Linked DNA regions of Homo sapiens: region 1 is linked to region 2. Evidence: read pairs that join two places in POLR2A ChIA-PET (ENCODE). Cell type or tissue: MCF 10A. All regions are shown on one strand.

The links. ChIA-PET counts read pairs that join two places held together with the same protein. Peaks named below come from ENCODE experiments on the same cell type or tissue, not always from the same donor. Only the 100,000 strongest peaks of a DNase experiment are listed, where the experiment ranks them.
Region 1: POLR2A ChIA-PET joins it to region 2 with 6 read pairs; 10 of 35 experiments call an interaction of 5 or more read pairs at or near these places.

The regions. Positions count from the first base shown.
Region 1 is chr5:115,535,516-115,538,015 of GRCh38, reverse strand. The region is part of intron 2 of FEM1C (fem-1 homolog C); the gene reads left to right. Among named protein-coding and RNA genes, the nearest start is that of FEM1C, 8.0 kb to the left of the region's middle. In MCF 10A, no CTCF peak of the experiment used is centred here; no DNase peak of the experiment used is centred here.
Region 2 is chr5:115,378,297-115,380,796 of GRCh38, reverse strand. No RefSeq gene overlaps it. Among named protein-coding and RNA genes, the nearest start is that of CCDC112, 83 kb to the right of the region's middle. In MCF 10A, no CTCF peak of the experiment used is centred here; a DNase peak (open chromatin) is centred at 1,006.

The sequences.
Region 1 (2,500 bases), 160 kb before region 2:
ATGTATTTTAGTCAAGGAAATGCTAAAGAAAAATCTTATTTAATTCCCCACTGTAAATGCACAAGAATCTCAAATGAGAAAATCTCTCTTGTAAACTAAAAACTGTTGGTATTCAGATAGACTAAGATAATGATTGATGTCATTCTAGGTTATTTTAGTATACTTTAGTACTATCTGAGTGTTGAAAGCTGAAGTTCTCTTTTCCTTCTTGACTTTGAAAACTCTTCTCAGCTGTTGGTTACCTCAGCACACCTACTTACAGAGAAAAATAAAAGGGGGAAGGGAGGGACTTATTCTAATATATCTATATTTATTTTGATTGAGTAATGTTTAAATAACTTACTAGTTGAAGTCATTAACACTTTAATCCCAAATTATGAAGTTACTCCTGTAAGTTGCTCTGTGTTCATTCTTTTCCCTCTTGTATCCCCTGGCACACTTTTCTGTGTCCTTGGGAAGAATTAGTATCTTAGTTGGATAAACTAAGCTGTAGATGGTGTGCAAATTGAGTCCAGTAGGGAAATATCCATGTGGTCCTTTGTCCCTGGAGATTGGATTTTGAACTGTGAATCCTCACAGAATTGAGCAGTTTGGTGAGAATGAGTAGATCCTGAGCACTACTGCTGTTCATATTGTTCGTGGCAGTAACATGAGCTTAAGATAGAAGTTACGTTTCACTTACTGGCCTTCGGGTACAATGTAGTTCCTTCACTGGTTCATTTTTTATCAGATTTTCATTGATTGGTTGATAAAATATGTTTGTTTGAAATAAAATTCAGGAAACCCAGGGCATTACATAGATTTATGCTGTTGAGGCAGCAGGAATGTATGTGATGGAAGATAGAAGTGGAAGAGATAGGGAGAGACCCAGATGAAAAAGTCAGTTGGATGCAAATCTGATCAGAACATGTCTTCCTTCTTTTTTTCCTCCCTTTGGGAAGAGCTGTGATTGAACAGGGAGTCTGTGAACTAGAGGACAGGGAATTATAATGTTGAAGTTTTCTGTCATTAGATGAGTTTTTTACACATAATTAGTTGCTTTTAGTCCTCATCCCTTAGCTCCAGTGCTCTTAGCCTTGAAAATTCTACTTAACATCGAGACTCATTTCAAATGCAATTCTTCATCTCCCTCAGGTTATAAGAATGCATCTTACCTCTTTGGATGCAGATATTTTTTAGCGTTTAACTTTGTTGTAAGCTCAAGGACCTTTATTGTTAAATTTCTGTTTGTTCTTTGCTCAGTGCCTTATACAAAGAATTAATGAAGGGAGGGCACATAGTAAGTAGTCTTGGCACAATTTATCTTCTTTTTTTTAATTTCCTTTTTTTTGAACTTCTGTTCTTGAGTATCTCTCATGATAGACTACACATGGGGAAGGGAAACATTCTAAGCAGAGAATCCTTCTTCTAGTGCTCCTTTGATACCCTAAGTTGTTTTTTTCCCTTTATCCCTTCTTACCTCCTCCATCAACCTACACCTGTTAGTTATTCAGGGAATAAAATACTTGGAATCAGCATTATTGTGCAATTGAACCACACACCCTATCCTCATCTTACAAGTGGACCACCTCTGTACTCAGCCCAACCCCAGCTACAAAGTTGAGGAAGGAATGGGTTGGTGCCAAGCATAGTAGGCTGAAGAAAGAGAGATGAGGACTGTTTTTGTGTCTTTCCAAATAAATGTATTATAATAAAAGACCCTCTAATTGCTGCTTCTATCAGTCAACACTTATACTTTCACCAAAAATATAATATTTTTATTTTAATTGGATTTTTAAAACAGCCTTATTGAGATAAAATTCACAAAACCACTTAAAGTGTATACAATTCAATGGCTTTTCAGTATGTTCACGGGGTTATACAACCATCACAACTATCAGCTTTTCATCACCCCCGGAAAAAATCTCATATCCATTAAGAGTCACTCCCTCCTATCCCTCCTCATTCCCCTGAAACTGCACTAGTCTTAGGCAACCAGTAATCTCTTTTCTGTCTTAAGTTTGCCTGTTCTGGACATTTAATTTAAATGGAATCACATAATATGTAGTCTTTTGTGAGTTGTCTTGTTACTTAGTGTAATGTTTTCAAGGTTCATCCATTTTGTAGCATGTATGAGTGCTTTTCTTTTTATTGCAGAATAATATTCCATTGAAATAGATATATCACTTTTATTCATTCAGCAGTTGATGGGCATTTGGGTTGTTTATACTTTTTAGCTATTCATGGATAAATTCTTCTGTGGATATATGTTTTCATTTCTCTCAGGCACATACCTAGGAGTGGCATTATTGGGTTGTATGGTAACTCTTTTAACAGGAACCGTTAAACTGTTTTTCAAAGCAGTTGTACCAGTTTACATTCCTGTCAGCAATGTAAGAAGAGTTCCAGTTTCTCCACACCCTCTCCAACACTTGTTCTTCTTCTTCTTCTTTTTTAATATAGCCATTTTAGGAAGTGTGTAGTGATATCTCATTGTGATTTTGATTTATATTTCTCCAAT
Region 2 (2,500 bases):
AAACCTCCAGAAATGTAAAAGGTCCTTATAAGCACTTGTCCATACTTTATTAGCTTCAAAATATTGAACACCTGTTTAAAGTTATAATTGTAGAAACTGTCTTATTTTAAGGTATATAACAAATAAAGCTCAGAAACACAATGGCGTTGTTATAACGTGTCACCTGACATTGTCAACAGTGGATTAATTAATAGGCGTGGTTTCTACAGGATCATTAGATAGATTTTGTATTCATTTTGATCAGATGTTCATCTCTACACAAAGTTCGAGGGGAGTGCAAATATGTCATGGGAGTATGCTACCATGCTGTACCTCCACCCCAGCCAGCCCCTACCCACTCCACCAACAGCCCTATATTTGTCGATGTGTGAACTTGCTTGAGCCGGGTGGACTAGAAAATACCTAAAGGGAGTTTATTAAGAAGAGAAATGATATGTTTCAGTTCTTGGTAGCAGTCTAGATGCTGGTGAATGTTAGGCCACCACCGTCCATATCGTGAACTCTCTGAGAGACAACTCTGGCATGGCAAATGACGTGTGATCATGTGCATTGACTCATGCAAATATAAGAAAATCATTGACAGCTCAAGACCCTACTTTCAGAAGATTGCATGGGAACTGCTAACAGGACCTTCCGAGTACCCTGCCAGCTCACACCTGTTAATTATGTACACCTGCCCAGGGCCAGCTGCCCATGTAGAAGGTTCAGAGGCAGGTCAAAACTCCACCTCTTTCGGCTTCTTCCGGCTGCTGAGTAGCAGGAACTAGCCTAATTAATCCTGATGCTTCCTAAGCATTTAGATTAGAGAAGTAAAAGGTATCAGGAAGTCAAAAGATTTCTTTGGAGTTTTTTGTTGTTGTTGTTGTTTTAACTTTAAGGTCCTACATAAACTGATGTTGAATTTATAGAAAATTTTGCTTTGGAGATTGAGATGAAAAGAGTCTGATTTCTGAGGTCTAATTATGACTAATCAAACCGCCACAGGCACTAGATCAGAGGAATGCATACCTCGTCAGCATGAAAGCAGCAGGTAGAAACAGCTGCTCTGTGCAAATTTATCTGGACTGATCACAGCAGAAGAAAAGGAACTAGGTTTATGTCAGGACCTGGGCCAGAGACCAGAGTGACTTTTTTTCTAGGAAATGGCAACAGTGCCAGCAATCTTTTAGCACAAGGTATAAGAAAAACTAGTCATGCTCTACCTGAAATAATTTTTTTAATTCATAATATTATTTATTCTGTTACTGGAAAAATAGACATATTCTTTCTTTCTTCACTAGCTGTAATTTATAGCAGGCAGGAAGAGAGTGCTGGATTCCTAAGGGTTCTCTAAGGAAGTCAACTGCAATTCCCCACTTTTGTGCCCATAAAACAGCATAACATTAAACAGTGGACAATACAGGGACTTTCAAGATCATGGTTCACAAACTCCCAACTTGATCACACATCTCATTCTATATGTTTGCCTGGAAGTCCACCTCTTAGACTATACAGTCTTTTCTTGAGCCATTTTTAAAGTGAAATTTTAACTGTACCTATGTGGAATTTTTCTGGATTTCTTCCCATCTACTCAGTATCAATATCTACTCCATATCCATCTACTCAATATCTACTCAGATCCCTGCCTTGGAAATTGGAAAATGGAAGATGGGAGTGGAAAACAATATCAATTCTTAGTTTTTGGAAGTGAACCAATTTGCTCAAATATTCATTCTTCCAGAATCAGTCTTGGAAATAACCACTAGCTACTCTATCAGATAGTTTGTGCTGCAAGATAAACTACCCTAAAACTTGTGGCTTAAAACATCCACTATTTATGTAGCTAGCAATTTTGCAGATCAGCAATTTCGACTGAGCCTAACTGGGCAGTTCTGGTCTTGACTAGGCTCAATTATGGGTCTGCCGGGTTGACTGGGACCCATAGGGTGGCCTCTTGGTCAACTTGTTGTTTCTTCATGTGGTCTCCTCACCTTCCAGCAGGCTAGCCCAGGCTTTTCCACACTGGGGCTGGCTGGGACACTAGAGAGAGAGCAGAAGTGTTCAAGACCTCCACAAGTCTTACCTTGGAACTAGCACAATATTATTTCCACCACATTCTATTGGTCAAGTCACAAAGCCAGCCCAGATTCAGGGCCAGCCTACCGCTTGATGGAAAGAGTTGCAGGGTCACATTACTAGGGGCACAGATGCAGGGAGTTATTACACTGTAGTCATCTTTGCAATCTACCACACATGTAATGGAGGAAAAGGGGATCCAAATAATTTTATCACAGGTGAATTTTCCATAGAAGAAAAATGAGCTGATAAATAAATTATATGGATTTGTACCTTTAAAATAGTAATAAGCAGTCATTCTTGCTAATATTAATGCCATGAAAACAAAAACTACAGGGGCAAATTCTCAGCTTAGTTTTAGTCTGGCTTCCCAGATTTTATACATGATAAATGGAAGACCTTTCCCCTTAATATAACTTTCATTTTCAATAGTTTGTATAGATTC